3 separate regions of the Homo sapiens genome follow, and all the other regions are linked to region 1. A link is a loop called in an ENCODE intact Hi-C map of the cell type or tissue named here. Cell type or tissue: PC-3. All regions are shown on one strand. Links, peaks and the distances in the headings refer to the core of each region. The heading gives the core; the rest is flanking DNA.

What was found. Hi-C counts contacts between places; a loop is a spot of excess contacts. Peaks named below come from ENCODE experiments on the same cell type or tissue, not always from the same donor. Only the 100,000 strongest peaks of a DNase experiment are listed, where the experiment ranks them.
Region 2: it touches region 1 in a loop (6-fold over the local background); 104 of 110 quality-filtered maps call a loop at or near these places.
Region 3: it touches region 1 in a loop (4-fold over the local background); 3 of 110 quality-filtered maps call a loop at or near these places.

Annotation. Positions count from the first base shown.
Region 1 is chr7:116,169,792-116,177,028 of GRCh38, reverse strand. No RefSeq gene overlaps it. Among named protein-coding and RNA genes, the nearest start is that of TES, 37 kb to the left of the region's middle. In PC-3, for the core only: a CTCF peak has its summit at 3,816 (motif pointing left); DNase peaks (open chromatin) are centred at 3,798 and 4,538; H3K4me3 peaks cover 630 bases; H3K27ac peaks cover 1,280 bases.
Region 2 is chr7:116,231,901-116,239,137 of GRCh38, reverse strand. It overlaps TES (testin LIM domain protein), which reads right to left. Exons shown (of 7, transcript NM_015641.4): 2 at 4,519-4,604. LOC124901730 (a long non-coding RNA gene) reads left to right here. Exons shown (of 4, transcript XR_007060485.1): 3 at 1-123; 4 at 862-3,270. Among named protein-coding and RNA genes, the nearest start is that of TES, 25 kb to the right of the region's middle. In PC-3, for the core only: CTCF peaks have their summits at 2,702 and 2,906 (motif pointing right); no DNase peak of the experiment used is centred there; H3K27ac peaks cover 153 bases.
Region 3 is chr7:116,423,270-116,430,506 of GRCh38, reverse strand. All of the region lies in intron 1 of CAV2-DT (CAV2 divergent transcript), which reads left to right. Among named protein-coding and RNA genes, the nearest start is that of CAV2-DT, 73 kb to the left of the region's middle. In PC-3, for the core only: no CTCF peak of the experiment used is centred there; a DNase peak (open chromatin) is centred at 3,996; H3K27ac peaks cover 1,921 bases.

The DNA of each region.
Region 1 (7,237 bases), core at 1,016-6,015:
ACTAACTTAGAATAAAAATCCTAGGGCTTTATTTTAGTATTCACACTTAATAGGTTTGAGATCTCAAGCAAAATAGTTTTCTGAGCTTCAGTGCCCTCACCTATAAACTGAGAATAATAACATCTATTTGAAAATGTAAGTAAATACGAGCATTTGAATACTGAATTGTTCTGATTAACTTTGGTACTTGAAGAGTATTACTTATCTCTCTGACCTTTAAGGCATATGTTTTGCTTTAAAGGCATAAACTAAGTGGCTACTCGTAGAAGAAAAGAGGGGTGAAGTTTCTCACAGACAATTTCCAGAATTAGCTGTCCTCATGACTAAAATGCTAACTGATTTATCCTTCTATAACTCAAATCAAGGATGCAGCTGCAATGGCTTTTGGTGATGACTTTCTTAACCACCTCTTTAGGACATGACAGGTTTCTCTGCTGTGTCTTTTGAGCCCTTCATACAGTAGCAGCAAATTGATGGTTTTTCATCACTAGAGATTTTTGTTCTCTGTCTTGGTCAGGAAACTTTTCATGCCAAGCAACTGAAGCTGCTGAAGTTAGTTTGCTGTAAACATGAGGAAATAATAGAGATTACAGGGAATACCGTGGGGCTTAAGGATAAGCGGTGTTATTGGGCTTCATAAGGGCCTTGGATCAAGAGCTGGAAAAACCATAGGAGCCTAGAAATGTCATAAAACACCAATATCCTACAGGGGTGCAGTGCTTTGCAATGATGGCTCTTGTTTCAAATAGGAAGTATGAGACACTGAAGAACAGAGAAGATGTTACATAAAAAGCAGAAAGGGCATATAAAATTTTGAATATTTGTCTAGCTATAAAAATATGCTTTACAATCTTATTTTAAAATTTACTTTGAATTTTTGTTTTCTTTAAAAATTAATATGTGTACATTACTTAAGTTTTGGAAAAGAAGAAAAAATAAATCCCCATATTTTTATCATCTTGGCACAATAAATATCTTTTGGAGTGTTTTCTTATGACTTAACTCTAAATGGGTCACTAACCTAAATGGAAGAACTAAAACCATAAAATTCCTGCCTGACCAACATGGAGAAGCCCCATCTCTACTAAAAATACAAAATTAGCCGGGCGTAGTGGTGCATGCCTGTAATCCCAGCTACTTGGGAGGCTGAGGCAGGAGAATCGCTTGAGCCCAGGAGGGGGAAGTTGCAGTGAGCCAAGATCATACCACTGTACTCCAGCCTAGGCAATTATTGATTCAAGGTTACCATGATAGGTTTATGCATATCAAAGTTTAAAAAAAAGGGCCTATGTGCCTATGGCTAGTGAGCAAAACTGGCTAGCCATAGGCACAAAATTGAAACTGGACCCCTTCCTTATACATTATACAAAAATTAGGCCAGGATGGATTAAAGACTTAAATGTAAAACCCAAAACTATAAAAACTCTAGAAGAAAATCTAGGCAATACTATTCAGGACATAGGCAAGGGTAAATATTACATGACAAAAACATCAAAAGCAATTGCAACAAATGCAAAAATTGACAAATGGAGTCTAGTTAAACTAAAGCACTTCTGTACAGCAAAAGAAACTATCATCAGAGTGAACAGACGTGAGTGAATGGGAGAAAATTTTTGCAATCTGTCTTTCTGACAAAGGTTTAATATCCGGAATCTACAAGGAACTTTAACAAATTTTCAAGAAAAAAGCAACCCCATCAAAAAATGGGCAAAGGACATGAACAGACACTTCTCAAAAGAAGACATTTATGTGGCCAACAAACATATGAGAAAAAGATCAACATTACTGATCATTAGAGAAATGCAAATCAAAACCACAATGAGATACCATCTCACACCAGTCAGAATGGTGATTATTAAAAAGTGGAGAAACTACAGATGCTGGCGAGGCTGTGGAGAAATAGGAACACTTTTACACTGCTGATGGGAATGTAAATTATTTCAACCATTGTGGAGGACAGTGTGGCGATTCCTCAAAGATCTGGAACCAGAAATACCATTTGACTCAGCAGTCCCATTACTGGGTATATATCCAAAGGAATATAAAACGTTCTGTTATAAAAATACATGCATGTGTATGTTTAGTGCAGCACTATATACAATAGCAAACACATGGAATCAACCCAAAGGCCCATCAATAATAGACTGAATAAAGAAAATGTGGTACATATATACCTTGGAATACTATGCAGCTATAAAAAGGAATGAGATTATGTCCTTTGCAGGAACATGAATGGAGCTAGAAGCCATTATCCTCAGCAAACTAAGACAGGGAAAGAAAACCAAACACCACATGTTATCACTTAGAAGTGGGAGCTCAACTATGAGAACACATGGACACGGGGAGGGAACAACATACACAGGGACCTCTTGGGGGAGGGTTGGGGAAAGGAGAGTATCAGCATAAATAGCTAATGCACGTGGGGTTTAATACCTAGGTGATGGGTTGATGGGTGCAGCAAACCACCATGTTTGGTGCACAAGTTGACCTATGTAACAAACATGCACATCCTGCACATGTATCCTGGAACTTGAAATTAAATTAAAAATTTTAAAAACAATGACCCAGCACAAAATGGTTCCAAAGAAGATTCCCCCAAACATAGTGAATATAAAGTAAATCACCTTCCATGATTCTGTAACTGGTGGGTGACAACACATGAATAGTATGTGGGGAGAGGGATATGTGGATAAGCTGGGGAAGCCACAGGGGCACATTGTCCCAAAATGTACATTTTGTAAGCATAAAATGTATAAAATAAAAATGGGAGGAAGAAGATTCTCTAAACTGATGAGTTTATGGACCTTCTTGAGAATAGTGATTTTAAAGCCCTCTTAGTTCCCCATGTAACCCTAATGTCCATGTAGGTGAGCTGGGGCATAGAGGTTGTGCCATGTGTGTGGAACAGATGGACAGATACCTTTGTCTCTTTGGCCTTCAGGGTCTCCAGGCCCAGAACAGCCAGATACTCTAGGCTGGTCACTTCCAGATCTAAGGGTATCATTCATTTACCTCAAAGTATCAAAACAAATAGCATGTTCGATGTATGCCGTATGAAAAAACCTGGGAAGCACTTTAACATACTTGCCCTGTTCTGTTCATTTCAGTCAGCATCTCTTGACACTCAACTGTTAATTCTCTTCCTTTCACTTGTATTGCTCTTTTCTCTCTTTGTTCTGGGAGCAAAGGAGGGAGGGTCAAAGGCCCCTGTGGAGCAGGCAGGTTAAGTAAATATTTGTTTGTGGATTTAAAAATTCTGACCTTAGGGATGGAGTGGATATCCTTGCTTTACTTATACAATTTTAGATAAACAGTAATTTTGATGCTGTGTTATGGTGATTTTCTAGCTTAAGTTTCCAATCAAGTAGTAACTTTTTGGAAAGAAGGAGTGTTTGCTCAGATGATAGGAGGGTGTTGAGAGGGAAGATGGAGATTGAAGCCGGGTGTTTTTGATGTTGCAGATGTTTATTTTTTCGTGTAGAGTTCTACCCGCTGGAGCCAACTTCATGAAAATAGAAAGTTTCCAGCATAGTACTGACACGTAATTGACACGAATCTTTTGGATTGAATTGAAGAATAAAATAATAAAATTTGTTGTTTTTTAAATTCAAAAGATAATTTCTTCTATACCCAGTAAGACTTTAAACTCAATGCAGCACTAATCTCACTGCTTCTGCAGCCCCTTCCTGAAAGGGAAGAATTGAGGATTTTCCTCTGTGTGTAGTATAATCTATCAAATTTAGCATGAAGACACTGAAGACAAAGGCTTTGAGAATTTAACAGTATGGAAGAGTTTTGCTGCCACCCAATGGACAAGCGTAATATTTTTTCATTATTCAGTAATAAACAATTTCCTCTTACCTCACTGAACATTCATATACAACTGTAGTAATTATTTCAACAAACATACTTGAATTGCAAATTACTTTTTAACTTTTAATATTACTGGTGTATGTGGTTGTGTATATGTGTGTTGAGGCAGTAGGAATGCAGTGTGTATGAGAAAATAGTTTGGCTAATTTTAATTGAAGCATACTGAATTGTTTTCTATAATTTTGTCTAAATAAAATTTAATAAAGGTTTCGGGGCACAACAGATGACTTATAATTACTGAGCTTTTTAGCTCAAAGAACTCTGAGAAATTCTAATAAACCTATGAGTGAAATGAAGAATTAGAAATAAGTGGGGAGACTGGGGAAATAAACAGGTTGAAATTAAGAAAACCGGGAAAGACACTCTGTTTGTGTGCATGTGTGCGTGCCTCTGCGTGCATGCATTTGTGCACACATGAGAGAGGCATATTTGACCACTGAGCTAAAAATATTAATAGTTGCTTTTGTCTGCTTTTACATTGTATTTCTTTAGAGTACAGGCAGGGGTTTATTTTTGCCTCTTTTACTCACTGATGAAGAATGCCTGGTGTATTGTAAATGTTGATAAATATTTATTGGATGGAAAGCATGTGTCTACATGAACTCTAGAAAACAGAAGAAACAAAATGACTCATAATCCCACTTATAATACAAACAACATTAGTATTTTGAAGACACATAACTATGTAGCTTGCAGTTTACAAGCTCTGTTCTGTTCCTTCAGTAACCTGTGAGGGTTGGAGGAAGGTTTGGTTGTAAAATGTCTCATCCACATATTTTTTCTGGGATATTTTCCAGATTCCAGGATCTCCCTCCATTACCAGTTTCTCTGTGGGTCATGCTCTGGCATTTCTATTCATCCATTCACCTATTCTGAGGTGTGGTTGCCCCAATATTATTACATACTTTTTTCCATTGGATCCATGAGACCTCTTGTCTACTTTCATCCTTCATCCTCCACAAAGGCATCACACCTGATTTTCTAAAAATATGTGACCTCTTTATTTTAGGATGAGAGAAATTTTAGAAAGGAATTACAAGGTTAAAAGGGACCATATTAAAGTCCTAGTTAACCTGGAGTTTTCCTCAAATCTCACAAGTTAAGGAACCAAAATAACGTAGGGCTTCCTAAGAACGGGACGTCATGGATGACTCCCATTCCACCTTCCAAAGATGCGCAGCCAGTCCTCACCTTTAAACCCCTGTGTGCCCTCCAGCTCCAAACATTCCATTCCTGAACATTCTCCATTCAATACTCTACTATCTTCCCTTGCAAAACCTCTACTGCTTTTCACAGGAAGGATCATCACTCCTTGGATCCACCTGAGTCTGAGATTCTGGGATTCGAACTGGTGGACGTTGATGCTCTTCTTCAGCCCTCTAAGAAACAGTGAACGTAGATCCTCCTTGCAGGGCTTTCTTTTTAATCCTTTCACTATGAGAACATGGGTCTGCCATTCTCTTTATTAGCTGACTTATGATCTAAGGTACCTTTCCCAAGAGCAAATGCCTAGGATTGGCGATGGGAGGTGAAAATATGTGCATTACCATTCAGATGTGCAAGAAAAAAAAGTAACAAAGTAACCAGTTTATTTTCTTTATTTTGAAATCATTTTGCTTACAAACCCCCGTCTTTACCAGTGGGGATTGTGGAATAGATATAAAATTGTCAGTTAAGTAGCTCATGCTCTTCTGTTTTAAAATGGTCTCTTTTGTTAAGCTCATTCTTTCACATATTCTCTTCTCCTGCCTCTTACAAAACCCACGGCAAGGCTGAGGGGGAACAATTTGCTTTGTGCTTTGTCTCTATCTGCGACTCCCACAGAACTTGGCTTGGATGTTTTGGCATCAAATCTCACTCTGATAATATAAAGGCATATCAGTCTTTTGATGACACATAACTGTGTAACATGCAGTTCACTGGGGCCATGGTTGAGGACTCCATACTGCTGCCACTTTTAATGTGTCTTTAGGTGGTACAATTTGTGGTCTGTTCTCTTGGCCTTGACATGGTGAGGAGATTGCTCTGGGGAACTTGGTCACCTCTGTTATCTGATCAAGTCACCTCCACCATCTGGTTCACTATTTCTGGCTTAGTAGAACTTGCCCAAAGATATAGCTGTGACTCTCATTCAATCCCTGACATGGGAAGTTGATCCCAAAGCTTTGTGCTGTATGTAAATTAACTTTCTCCTTATCCAGACTCCCCAGGTAAGCTCATGCTATCTGCCTTCTCCCATACATGGGCAATTCTGTATCATTTCTTGTTCCTCAGGAGACAGGCAGAAGATGTAGGACTACCCTGCTCCATGTGACGGGACTTGTTTATCTGCTCTTGCTGTTCTACTGTTCCCCAAGGTGTGAAGTGGAGCACCCATTCAATTGTTCTCAGGTTTGTTCTCAACTTATTTGGAGTTTGTGTCAGAACTTCTATCAACTACTGGATTGATCCCCTTTCCAGGTGCCTGCTGCTTCCTTACCCTGGACTTGTCTTATCTGAACTTCTTTCCCCAGTTCCTGCACATTCCCCCTCCTCACCCCCAACACCCTTCTTCCCAATTGTGCATCCCAAGCCTGTAGGCAGATAAGAGCTTCAGGCACATATGAGCATATGTGATCTGCTGAATGTTCTCTGCCTATATCTTATAGGGAATTTTTATATTCAGATCTCCAACCTTGTTATGTAAAGATTGGCTTTGGGTTAGAACATTCTTTACTTTCTAAACAAAGCCTGATTTTCAAGAGTATTCCCTGACTGTGAACTCAAATATTTAAACTCTGAGCTACAATGAGAAGCCTGTTTGTTCTAGACTCTTACCACTCTCTCTCTTTTTCTAGGACAATGAACCTTATGCCTTATCCTTAATGGTGAAAGGAATGGCTTTTTTTTTTTAAAGTAGGATTAATACAAGGGAAAACACAATGTGAGGTATTTTAAGATGTTTTAATTTTCAAAAATTTATTTATCTCTTACAGCACAGAACCATGCTGAGGGAAAGGCTAGCAAGGCTCTGGGTACCCTTGATATAATAAGTCCCTACTAAAATGCTGAGGATATGGGCAAAAGAAGAAAAACACCTGTTTGCAGTTTTGTTATTACTTTTATGTGAGGAATGGGAAGGACAGGATTGCATTGTTTTGGTTTGAATCATATTCACATAGAAGCTGTCAGTGGGTGATAAGGAAGTAGGGATGTGCATCTCATTCTTCTTGTTCCACTCTTGTTATAATCATAGAATAAACACCATTTTGAATTAAGATGTAAATAAATTGTAGTAATAATATACTAACAATGATAATTTTTATTTGTATAGCACCTGACAAAATATTTTTGTTTAATCATCTTTTATAGAACTGAGAAAACC
Region 2 (7,237 bases), core at 704-5,703, 62 kb before region 1:
GAGAGTAGCCAGCCCCCAGCTGACAGCCAACAAGGAAACAGGGACCTTGGTTCTCCAACCACAGAAAATAGATTCTACCAACAAGAATGAGCTTGAAAGCAGATTCTTCCCTCGCACTTAAAGGTGAGTACTTTTAGCCTGGCCAACACCTTCATTTCAGCTTTTTGAGGTGCTAAGCATAGACAGCTAAGCCAGCTCCCCTATCCCAGACTTCTAACCTGAAAAATAATGGATGTTGGCTGGGCACAGTGGCTCATGTCTGTAATCCCAGCACTTTGGGAGGCTGAGGCTGGTGGATCTGCTGAGGTCAGGGGTTTGAGACCAGCCTGGCCAACATGGTGAAACCCCGTCTCTACTAAAAATAGAAAAAATTAGCTGGGCGTGGTGGCGGGCGCCTGTAATCCCAGATACTCGGGAGGCAGGCAGGAGAATCACTTGAACCTAGGAGGCAGAGGTTGCAGTGAGCCGAGATCGCACCATTGCACTCCAGCCTGGGCAACAAGGGTGAAACCCCATCTCAAAAATAATAATAATAATAATAATAATAATAATGATGGATGTTGAGTTAACAGTTGTTGCTTTAACTTGCAAAGTTTGTAGTAATTTGTTATGCAGCAGTAGAAAATTATTACAAGTGCTTACTGGTGTGTGACACATAGAAATCATTCACAAATTATATTATTAATAACTCATGGGCTCAAACAAGTCATTTTAACTTCCTTTGGTTTAGGTCTTTGATCTGTAAAATGAGGTTAGACTAGTTAAGTTACAAGTTCACTCTAAATTCCTAATAATTAATTTTTAGTCTCCTGCAACTATGGTGATACACCTTGATCCGGCATCTTCCATTCACCTCTCCAGATTCATTCTCCATGCCTCAGTACTCTGTGCTATTTCCCAGAAGGCTGATCCTTAAGGACTACACCTGTGGGATCCCTTGTCACTGGCAATGGGACAATGGGAGGTGCCAGCAGAAAATCAGAGTGATGAAGAATGAGGTCTGGGTATTTATCTCCTGGCTTTCTGTAAGTATACAAGGTGATAAAAAGGAAAATGATTCCTAACAACTTGGGGGTATGTGGAAGCAGGGGAAGGGGGTGCTGTGGGCTGAACTGTGTTTCCTCAAAGTCATATGCTGAAGCTCAAACTCCTAATGTGACTGTATTTGGAGCAGGGGCTTTTAAGAAGTAAAGTTAAAAGATGTCACAAGGTGAACGTCACAATCCATTGGAATAGGTGACCTTATAAGAAAAGGGAGAGAGATCTCTTCCTCTCCAGACACACACACACACACCCACACACACCAAGGAAAGGCCATGTGAGCACGTGGTGAGAAGGCAGCCGTCTGTAAGCCAGGAAGAGAGACCTCACCAGAACTCAACCATGTTGGCACCTGATCTCGAACTTTCCAGCCTCTAGAACTGGAAGAAAGTACATTTCTGTTTAAACTACCAGGTATGTGATATTTTGTTATGGCAGCCTGAAAAGACATACATGGGCAGGGAAGACTTCTCAGAGGTATTTCTTGAGCTGAGACTTTTTGTTTCCTAGTGGTGGGAGGTAGGGTTTTCCAGGCAGAGAACACCATGCAATAAGGCACAAAATTTCAGGGAATAGTATGTATCAAGCACTTGGATCATAGAGTGCTTGGAAGGGAAGTGGAAGAGGCTGGAAAAGCAAGCAGAGGCCAGATGTTAGGGTTTAATGTCAAAGGCCAAGAAATTTGCCTAAAAGAAGTCCAGTGGGAAACTACTGAGGGTTCTTAAGTCATCTGAAGTATGTAATAGTATCCATGTTCAAAAGACCATTCTTGTGATTGTGTGAGAGGCCAGACTAATAAAGAGGTAGAGAATAATTTAACTCTGATTTTTGAAATGTGCCCGATGGAGCCCTCAGGGTCCTAAGTCAAGGATCACCATGAAGCTGGAGGAGGAGGCTAAGTGGGCAGGGTCATGGGATCCCATGTCTACTTCACCCACATAAGTTCTGTGGCCCTAGACTAGACCTGGAATCTTTGTTACACTCAGGACAACTAGTCTAGAATATTTTACTTCAAAGACTGTACTGAAAGAGGCTACATAGGGAGGTCAAAGGCACCTGCTTCAGCTCTTTTAGCTATGGTGAAAAAGTCAGGGAATTATCAAGAATTCTGAGAGAAATGTGACTGGACCCATGCCAGGAAGATGTCAGAACTACTAAGAAATACCAATGGGGTGGACTGTTATCAACCCCAGCTGAATGACAGGCCATATGCAAAGTCCTAGACTATTATGGCTCTTAGATTTTCAGACTACACCCAGTTGATTAAATGAGTCTGTGTGATAAATTGAAATGTAAAAGGTTATTTTCATGCCATGGAGATCTGCTCTTGTCGGATATATTTTCATCTGAAAATATCGATTAAAATGATTAATATAGACATAACAAAAATGACTAACTTGCTTTAGAGAAAAGATGATATCTCTTAGGAATGAGCTTTAAAATCTCACGAGCGGTTTTTGGCAACTGCATAGCAGAACTAAAAAGAATGCAGGTTAAGTATCTCTTACCCAAAATGTTTCACAAGTAAAATAAAACAGAAGTGTATCAGATTTCAAATTTTTTTTAAATTTTGGAATATCTGCATAAACAATGAGATATCTTGGGGATAGGGCCCAAGTTTAAACATAAAATTAATTTCTGTTTCATATACAGCTTATGTACATAAGCTGATGGTAATTTTATACATATTTTAAATAATTTTGTACAAGACACAAAGGTTTGAATGCATTTTTGAATGCAACCTGTCACACGGTCAGGTATGTGAAATTTTCCACTTGTGGCATCGTGTTGACACTCAAGAAGTTTTGGTTTTGGAGCATTTTGGATTTTGGATTTTATGTATTATAAGATTGTAAGGTAAAAACTATGCCCAGGAGAGGGCAGTGCAGCCTTCTGTAAAGTTAACTAATAGGCCCAATAGAAAATAGTGTGAGCATTAAGAGCAGAGATGTTCTAATTCATGAAAACTATTTTGTGTTAAGTCACTTTACCTTTTTAAAACATGAGAGACATACTGCCACTTCTATGTCCCTTGAAGAGACAGCACAAGGGAGAGCTGCTTAAGTCTTGTAAAAAAAAATTCTGGAAAACTTTAGCTCCCTAAAACTGAAGAATTGTATCAAAACTGAAGAACTGTATCAGTTCTAGCAGGTTTCTACTGACTTTCCTATTTTAAACAATTATCTTTGTTTCTGAAAACTGATTCAATAAACTAGTTTTTAAAAGAGATTAATGTCTAAAATTTTATTTGTTTATATTCTCCTTTAATTTACACTGTACACATCTCCAAGAGCTGATGAAAGTATTCTAAACGGTTTCCTGTGGAAATCTGTAGTACAGAAGTGTTTCTCAAATGAGAGTCATCCTAACAAGGTAGCTGCCATCCTAAAACTGTATAGTTATCTTTATTTTTTTTTCCTGCTAATTCTAACTTTGAGCAGACTTGTGAATTACCACTATGGACTTGACAGTCATTCATAAGCACAGGTTTCAAATACTGATTTTAGATTTATATGATATGCAGTAGTACTTTCAAAACAACCTAAAGATAAGATCTATAGAAAATTCACATTTTTGACTCACTAACATTGTCTTGTGTATATATGCACTTCATTCAAACCAAGACACTACAATTAATTTTTTTCTTAAAAAAATTCAAGTGTTTCAATGGTTTTTCACTAGTAACTTTACAGCTAAAAATTTTAAAGAGATCTAAATTCAACTTCATTTCCTGATAACTAACATATACATGCTTGATTCAGTATTCATATTTGTTTACGGAAAATGTAGACATGAGATGTAAAGTTACCAATTTTTAAGAAGAGAATAATTAAATTATTAAACAGGGCCAGGCATGGTGGCTCACGCCTGTAATCCCAGCACTTTGGGAGGTTGAGGTGGGCTGATCACTTGAGGTCAGGAGTTTGAGACCAGCCTTGCCAACATGGCGAAACCCCATCTCTACTAAGAATACAAAAAAGAAAAATTAGCCAGGTGTCGTGGCACAAGCCTGTAATCTCAGCTATTCAGGAGGCTAAGGCAAGAGAATCGCTTGAACCAGGAAGCGGAGGTTGCAGTGAGCTGAGATCACACCACTGCACTCCAGTCTAGGTGACAGAATGAGACTTCGTCTCAAAAAAAAAGTAACAAATAAATTATTAAACAGTCCTGGAGGATTACCACAAACTTATTTACCACCAGAAAGATGATATATTCAGTATTTCAGGCTCGAAGGAAATCTTAAAGACAGCAAGCAAATCCAACAACTCTAAATAGTTATTATGGTCCAATTCACTAAGTCAAACTTAATGACAGTAAGACAGAACACTTTTTATGTTGTATTCATTTCTCAGAAAAGACAGTAACAGGTCTGCAACTTAGCAACCATGCTGGAGAACTCGAAGATATCTCCACTGTCTGAGGAAGTATTGCAAAAAGTATAAATTACTAATGTGGTTGCAGTTTTCAAAACAATACCTCCAGAAGTGCAGTTCGAATCCTTCACATTTTTCTTTGCATTTTAAACAAGGGGCTCCAAATCCTTGCTCGTGACCTAAGCCCATCTGTTAAAAAGAAAACATCATGAATCTGTTATTAGATTCTTTACAAATCTAAAAATTCAATAAATTGCACTTTTAATTCCACTTACCACTTGTGTTGAGATAACTTTCAAACAAATCTTATATTTAGTCAATGATGATACCCAGGTATGTACATGGCAGTTCCAAGTACATACATAACATATTTTATATTCTGATTGCTTTTTATCATGAAAAGAAAAGCATCAGAATATAACTGTATAGAAAACTACAAATATTGCAAATAACAAAAACTCATGAATTTATGTCTTTGGCCACTACTTGCCCCATAGTACAGCCCCATAGCACAATAGGTACAACACTCAGAAAACTATACCTTAAAAAGCAAGTCTCATCCTGAATAACATATTTTACATCAAACAAGGAATTAAAGATTTTAGGAATTACAACTGAAATATTATTTTTATTATGATAAATATTATTATAATAGCTACAATATACACTTATTGAATGCCAGTGCTATGGCTTTAATGTCCGTGCTCCTCCAAAATTCATGTTGCAACTTAATCCCCAATGTACCAATATTAAGAAGCTGGGCCTTTATGAAATGATTAGGCAGTTAGCAATGAGGGCTCCACCCTCATTGATGGGATTAGCCCCTGAGGGAGTGAGTTCCTCTCTTCCATCTCTTCTGAACCTTCCTCCATGTGAAGATGCAGCAACAAGGTGCCATCTTGGAAGCAGAAAGCAAGCCCACACTAGACACTGAGTCTGCCAGTGCCTTGATTTTGAACTTCCCAGCCTCCAGAACTTGACAAATAAATTTCTATTATTTATAAATTACCCAGTCTAAGGTATTTTGTTATGGCAGCAGGAATAGACTAAGACACAAGGAATAGAGGTAAGTACTTTACTTATATCTCATTAAAATCTTACAGAACTATATAAAATGCTTACAAAGTAGGCAATATGATTTGCCATTTTTGAAATGTTTTTGCTGAAACTCAGAGACTATGAAACTTGCTTAAGATCAAAATGTTAATAAATGGTAGAGATTTGAGTTCAAGTCTTTCTGACTCCAAGGCCTGTGCTCTTCTGCCTGAAGTTGTAGGGAGGCAAGGAGTGGAGAGCTGTATTATCACCCTTGCTATAGCAAACCCTTTTCTTCTTTACCATATTAAACAATAGTCTTTGAGAACTTGCTGAGACATGGCCTAATAAGTGGAAGGAGTGGGGTGCAGATGGCAGAAGGACACAAGGTTGTAATTAAGCTCTTTTACCCAACGACTGATATTGGAAAAAAAAGAGTAGCCAGCCTTACATCAGTACAGTGGCAAACCACCAGTAATCAGATTACTCTGTGTTTTAAATATCACATCAGTGACCATGAGGAATTAGTTACTGGTTAGTGCCTAGAGTAGCAGTTCAAGCTGGACAAGTAATAGGTATTTTTCAATGGCCCTCTTTTGTAACTTTACCAAGCTGTGTTTGTCACTATGCAATCAAAACCACATTGTAACTGGTTCCTTGAAAGATCAGTCTGACATGTCCTGAAGTTTAAGTGAAGCCTTTCCTTTTGTCCTAAAGAAAATGACCACATCCTTTTTCCATAATTAAGGCCATATTCAAACCCAACTGGTCCACACAGTTGCTTAGGAAAACCCACAATACTTTTAAGTTAGACCATATAAAGTATACTCTCTAAAGAATAAACAACTGTCCAGCATTAGCTAAGCTTTATCATCTTTGCCATGTCCATATTACCAATTTTCAAAAGAAATGAAAGTCTTTAAATTGTATATTTAGTGTCAACACTAAGCTTTTTTTTAAAGCAATTAAATTGTTTCCTTGTCACTGATGATCACAGTTCACACAGTATGGAAATAATGTAGGTTAAACAAAAGACAGAGGGAAACTTTTCTGGTCTTGTGTAATAAGCATAGTTACATGTTTTCTCCATTACAATATCCATAGTAAAATGAAAAGCAAATCCAAAAAAGTTTTCTTTTTCAGGCCCTTTCTAATTTTCCATTACAGAAGAGTTAGTTCTGAATGTGCCTGGAGTATGGATATGATTCATACTATGTTCATGCATCTCCTGCTAAATAAACTCTAATCCCAAATGAAAATTTTGATTACATTATTAAGGCTTAATCACATAGCTTAGCTTAAATCAGAGGCTTTTAAACTCTCTTTTATATAATTCACAACATGGAATAAATTTTACCTCATGACAAAGAACTTGCACATACACATACAAACTTACATGTGTGTATAAAATCCTGATATTTGTGGACAGATAATATCTAGAAATATGCTTCTGCCTCTAAATTAAATGGCCACTTAAATTCTTGCATGCCTTCAGATTGGAATTGCCTGGTCTGAACAACACTGGGCTTATAAAAGACTGCAAACATCCTGGAACAATACCATCTCATTCACTATTTCTGAATCCAACTTGAAAGTTCAGCAAATGTAACTAGAACCTCCATGAGTCAGCAGTTTTTACACTAAGGCTTTGGAGTAGCTCGCTACTGACTTACAAAGTCAACTTTGCAAAGGGGCAAGTTGTTTTCTCCTACCAACTTTTTATCTTTGTAAATCAAAAATAAAATTATAAACCCATGAAGCATCTGAATGGACCCCACCTCTTGGCC
Region 3 (7,237 bases), core at 1,056-6,055, 250 kb before region 1:
GAGAGAGAGAGAGGGAAACAGAGAGAGAGAGTGAGAGAGAAAGAGAGAGAGACAGGGAGAGAGAGAGAGAGAAAGAGAGAGAAAAACAGAGAGAGAGAGAGTGAGAGAGAAAGAGAGAGAGAGAGAGACAGGGAGAGAGAGAGAGAGAGAAAGAGAGAGAAAAACAGAGAGAGAGAGAGGGAGAGAGAACCAGAGAGTCAGAGAGACATAGAGATAGAGAGGTCCCAGGAGCAGCAGAAGCCCTCAAGCCCTAAAAGGAAGTCACTAACAGTCTCTGCTCTGCAGTTGGCCTGGTAGCATAGGCCACCCTTCCTCCATTATAACTGATCACAAACTCCTATAATAAAAGCCTGTAACCACAGCATTGCAAAATAGAGATTCTCAAACATACAAGAGATCACCAAACAACTGAGAAAAAACAAATCGAGGAAATAGAACTGATAGAGAACAGAATACTTAAAAAATATATATCATTAATATCCCTGAAAACACTCAAGAGATAGCATATTAATAAAATAAGACCAAGAAATTCTAAGAAAGAAAATATGTCAAAAAGTAAACATGTATGAGAGTCAAAATACTTATCAATCAAGAATAACAAAATAAGCTGGGTGCGGTGGCTCACGCCTGTAATCCCAGCACTTTGGGAGGCTGAGGCAGGCGAATCACCTGAGGTCAAGAGTTCGAGAGCAGCCTGGCCAACATGGTGAAACCCCACCTCTACTAAAAATACAAAAATTAGCCAGGTGTGGCGGTGGGCGCCTGTAATCCCAGCTACCCGGGAGGCTGAGGCTGGAGAATCACTTGAACCCGGGAGGCAGAGGTTGCAGTGAGCCGAGATCAAGCCACTGCACTCCAGCCTGGGTGACAGAGCTAGACTCCGTCTCAAAAAAAAAAAAAAAAAAGTAACAAAATAAAGTGTAGCAATATTATCAGTTAAAATATAATCTAAGGAATATTTTAACTTAACCTAGGGTAATTATTGATAAAAAAGAAGCATAATCCACCAAAATAATGACAGTCATTAAACTTAAATTTTAAATATATAATGCAAAGATTGATAGAATACAAGAAACAAGTAACAACTACAATCGAATGTAAAGTATTACTATGCTTTTCAAAATTCAATTATTTGAGTAAACAAAAATAAGAATTGCTATAAATTTTTTTAAAAGAACAAGTTTGATTAGATATCTCTAAGAAAAAGAGAATATATGTATTTTTCAAACTTTCCAAATTAAATTAACCAGGTAGGAAATTTGAATTTGTAGCAAATTCTAAAGAATATGTCATATATGCTACACATATTTTTCTTTTAAAAAAATGTTTTTTCTGTCTTTGCTATCTGTTCCCACTGTTTTTTTTATATATATATATATTTTTACACACAGGAAGGGGAACATCACACTCTGGGGACTGTTGTGGGGTGGGGGGAGGGGGGAGGAATAGCATTAGGAGATATACCTAATGCTAAATGACGAGTTAATGGGTGCAGCACACCAGCATGGCACATGTATACATATGTAACTAACCTGCACATTGTGCACATGTACCCTAAAACTTAAAGTATAATAATAATAATAATAAAATATTTTTAACATAATACATTAAATAAAAAAATTAACAATTAAAATACAACTAAAATATCTTTTTATGGAAACTTTAAAAGACTTATTTAGAAAACTGTTGGCTAAAGAGTAAATAAAAATGAATAATAAATATTATAAGTGAACAATGAGAAAACAGTACATTACAATATGTGAAATGTGGCCAAAGCTGTAGGCAGAGGGAAAATTTTAGCCTTAAGTGCATTTGTTAGAAAAGAGAATATATTGGGGGAAAAAACGCTAAGCATTCATACCAAATGTGTAGGAGGAAAAGAAAAAACTTGAATTGTTAAGAATAAAAAGTAGGAGAAAGTGGAAACTTAGTAAATGTACAAATTGTTTTTGGTAAAATACAGAATCTGTGGATTGGTCAAGATAAAAAAGACAGTACAAGTACATAGTATAATATTAGAAATAAGAAAATGAACACAACTAAAGGTAGAGGGAAGGTTTTAGAAAGAGAAAATAATAGCAAATACAACTTTGTACTATTTTATCTGTAACTTGTATAAACTGTGTAGGCAAAAATAAATAATCTAATTGAGTACATCTTGTTGTTCAAATAATGTTTGCCTAGGGCCACTGGTGACCATCTTTCTGGACACCTGGAGGAATCTTCTTATTTGCAGTAGAAGAGAATAATGCTGCACCCAAAGAGAAGCAAAGCTAAGAGATATTGTTGAAATAGAGATGACAGGAGAGAGAAACAGAGAAAGAGTGAGCCCTGGCCAGAACCACTCTGTTTGGTTCTCCGGTATGGTTCTTGGAGTTGTATTAGAGAACACAAACTAAAGAACATAGCAAAAAAATGGCTTCTGGAAACTCTCATGCTTGATGTCTAGAAGAATACCTTTATAGAAGAATATAATACAATAAAAGGTATTAAGTCCCCACATGACAAATGGCCAATGCATTCTTTCAAGGAAATAGTGCATCATGCCCATATCTTGTTTCCTACATTTCATTTATTTGTTTCTGAAACATCTCGGACAAGACAAATATTCTGCAAATGTTCATGAGAGTACTTATTTCTGGAATTGTACTTTTTTTCTTCAACTATTAAACTCCTTAAAGTAGGGAATTAATGCCTATACACCGAAATAGAAAAGTGATTAACTTTAATGGAACCACATGTTGCTAAGGATGGAAATAGATTTGATTGACTTTGGGCTTTAACAAAGGAATTTTAGTCATAGTCTTCAGCATTCTCTTTTTTTTTAAACCATGACCCAGGAAAAATCTTCCCAAGGACTGTATTTCATCATACAGAACAGAAAATGGTTAATGCAGGTGCACGAAAGTAATTTTCAAATCTATTTATAAATGAAACATGGATATGTGTGGTGCTTTGCAGAGGGAGAAGAACAAGAACTTCTAAAAAACCTATATATAGTCTCTGTCTTAAATAGGTACCTTTTAGGCAGTAGTTTCTCATCACTGTTTGACTTAGAAGTTTTGTGAGAAATGTCGTATCCAATTTCAACATAACATTGGAAAAAGACTTATTTTAAGTCTGATCCTTTGGTTCAGGTGCTGCCAGGAAAACAATTTAATATGAAAAGACCCTCCTTCATATGTCTGAAAAACAAGCACAAGAAAGAAGCCCGAAAAAAAAATCAGATTACATTAAAAATCATTAGGAAGTAACTCTAATTTGGGGGGGGGTTCAAACCAGGTTTCTTTTACATAGAATTTATACAGGAAAAAAAATCACCATCATACTGATCGTATATGTAAAACTAAGGCTTCTATTCTCCCCCATCATTTCATTAGCTACACGAGTTTGAATAATGGATTAAATATGAAGATCTCAAAAGAGAAAAGTATCTAAAATTGAGTTTAAATCAAAATTAAACATCCAAATTGACACCTCAAGTCCAACAGGTCCAGCTGACCCTAGGGAGATGAGACAGCAAGTGTAGGGGATTCAGTCATGAAGAAGGAACAGCATTGGAGATAGTCTTGAGGACAGTTCATCCTAAATGCTGCCGTTTCTATGCCAGAAGACTCCTTACCTTTCTTTTTCTTTTATTCCTATGGATGATTCTTTCTTTTTCTGAGGGCTCCACTCTTAAATATTTGTTCTTTTGGTCCTAGATATTTTTTTCTTATCTATGACTTGGCTTCATTTATCAGGTCCAAATGTTGACCTCTGCCGTGGATGGCAACTTCATGCCACATTTTCAGTGTAGTGCCCCATCTGTATTTATTTACTTTATAATAGAGTGTTGGCAATCTCCTGGAATGCTGTTTTCAACTTATCTTTATGATTATACTCCTGAGATAATACAACTCACAGCTACACTGAGTCCATTAAAGTTATGGTGACATTGGCTTTAAGCCCAGCTAGAAAAAAAAAAAAATATGCCTTGACTTCCAGTGAGTGGAATTTCTGAGTCACACATCCTCGCCCTAGTGTCATATGCAGATGCATCCTCAGAAGACCTGAGCAATTCTGAAGAGGTATTTCCATGTCTTAGTCAAGGATCTCCAAAACAATTAGCTAATTATTTAATTTATTCAAAACATGTTTTTTATCTTCATGTGGTGTCATAAAATTTTCATTCCAGGAGACCTTGCTTGATATATTTATTACATAATTTTCTAATGAAGACAAAAGGTCCATAAGGGACTATGATCCAGGATTTTCATTTCTTTTCCCTGAGGAGCCAGGTACTAACTCTTGATCATAATTTGAGAAAAGCAAGGTTATTCTACACACTTCTCACACACCGTTGGTGGAAATGTACAATAATCACTTTGGAAAATAACTTGGCAGCTTGTAAATCGTTGACCATAGACTTGCTATATGATCCAGTCATTCTATTCCTAGATATACCACATATTCAGACCAAAACTTACAGCTGCTCTACTTTAAAAGTCAAAACCTGGAAACAACCCACATATTCATCAACTGGTGGATGGATAAAACAAACTGTGACATATTCCCACAATGAAATACTATACAACAATAAAAGTGAACCATTGATACATACTGCAACACAGATGAATCTTAAATATTTATGCTGAGTGAAAGAAGCCAGAAGGAAAAGAGTATATACTACATGATGTCATTCATATAAACATCTGTGACATGAAACCTAATATGCAGTCTCAGAAAGCCGATCAGTAGTTCCTGGGGAAGGGGTGGGGAGTGGGACATAAATATAACAAAGATAAAGGAAAACTTTAGGAAGTATAGAAATGTCTATTATTTTGAGTAGGTAATGTTTTCACAGAGTAAACATGTCAAAAATTTCCAAACTTTATACTTTAAGTATGTATAATTTATTGTATATCAGTACTATCTTAATAAAGCTGTAAAACAAAACTTTGTTCCTAATGAATGGTTACCTCAAAAATGCCAGACTAAATTCCATAAATGAGAGTACAGACCTATTTTCTCTATATGCAAACTTGCAATCCCTTAATTGATGTAGAAAGACAGTATTTGTTGAGAATATAGTCTTTGCTCACAATTCTTTTTTTAAAAAGTGAAAGAGTCTCTTAAAGTGCACTGAGCTTGGTACATTAGTCACTTTCATATAAAATTATAAGTAAAGGTCTTTTCCACGTGGGTTGTGTGGGGAGGGAGTCAGGATGAGAGAATGTGCCTTCTGCTCGTTTTTTTTTTGTTGTTGTTGTTGTTTCTCATTTTTCAAAAGGCAATTTAGACAGATTTGACATTTTCTTAAAAGACAGCAGATATATTGAAGTGGCTACAAATGGGGGGTTTAGGCTGGGCATGGCGGCTCATGCCTGTAATCCCAGCACTTTGGGAGGCCTAGGTGGATGGATCACCTGAGGTCAGGAGTTCAAGACCAGCCTGGCCAATATGGCAAAACCCCGTCTCTACTAAAAATACAAAAATTAGCCGGCCATGATGGTGTGCACCTGCAATCCCAGCTACTCAGGAGGTTGAGGAAGGAGAATCGCTTGAACCTAGAAGGCGGAGGTTGCAGAGTGAAGATCGTGACACTGCACTCCAGCCTGGGTGACAGAGTGAGACTCTCTCTCAAAAAAAAAAAAAAAAAAAAAGGCTGGGCACAGTGGCTCACACCTGTAATCCCAACACTTTGGGAGGCAGAGTCGAGTGGATCACAAGGTCAGGTGTTCGAGACCAGCCTGAGCAACATGGTGAAACCCCGCTTCTACTAAAAATACAAAAATTAGCCAGGCATGGTGGCGTGTATGACTGTAGTACCAGCTACTTGGGATGCTGAGGCAGGAGCATCACTTGAACCCAGGAGGCAGAGGTTGCAGTGAGCCGAGATCTCACCACTGCATTCCAGCCTGGGCGACAGAGTGAGACTCTGTCTCAAAAAAAAAAAAAAAAAAAAAGAGTGTGGGTTTTAGAGTTAGCCTCTTCTAGCTCAGATCCAGCTCTGCTCACCTTTGGTCAGTGAATTAATCTCTCTAAGCTTTAATTTCCCCATCTTAGAGATGCGGATAATAGAAAAACATATCTCATAAAGTTGTTTTACTGACCAAATAAGATAATGCATAAGAAACCTTTAGCATAGTGCCAGGCATAACACACAAAATGTCAACTATTATGCAAAATCCTTGACAAGTTCCCAACTATTATGCAAAATCCTTGACTAAGTTTCCCTGTGGGGAAAACTAGAACTGAGCAGCCTGAAATGGTAGGGGGCAAAGAAGGAGGCTAGTGGAGACCACTATAAAATTATACTTTGGCACATTTCCTTTGTTTGGAGAAATAACACTACACTGCTGGTGTAAACCAGAGAAATAAACATGGAGGGAAGCTGTGATGCAAAAAATAATAAAGGGACTTAGCTAACACTCTGTGCAAATACATAAACAATCTGAGAAAAAGACATTGGAAATACCATTCTCTGTGCCACCAGAGTACTACTTTCAACTGAAGTGCACTTTTTTGGGGGCGGTGGGGAGTAGTTTGTATTTTGATAATAGATGCAGTTGGTGGAGAGAAAAGGGGATGCATAAGGTGCTTAACTCCTGTCTAGTCCCTGGTTCTACTAACTGCCCATCCAATGACAGACCGAGTAGGATCTGATAGAAAAGGGAGCAGCCAGTTTCACGGGCCGGTGTGTAGTCAATGCCTGAATTCTTTCTGCATTTATGTTGTTTCTTTCCATTTCCTGTGCTCAGCTACCTTTGATTGCTTGATATGCTACCCACACACTCTTGAGTTAAACTTCTTGTATTAATACACAAGTGTTTTCTTCATGAAGCTGTGTCTCATGAAAACTTTAAAAGGTGAGGCTGGATTCCTTGCATTTCTTTTGTCTACACCCTGATTTCTTTGGCACAGCAACAGCTCTTAGGTTTTGGACATTAAAACATATGCTAATAATCATTGATTGAACTAATCTAGCACATATACCAAAAGGTAGCTGATTTCTCTGTGATGGAATGCTAATGAATAAATATGGGAAATGTCTACCACCTTCAATCCTCTTATTAAATATGTTTTGATGGTTATACTTACGGTCATAGTCATTGTTATCGATTGACAGTTACTCTCATTGTCATAGGGAAAGCTCAACTGATAGTTTTCTTTGTTTGATTTTTCAATTCTTCCTCTTCACTCTACCCCCATTTCAAATTTACATTGTTTAATAATTAAGTTGATTTAGTTTGAG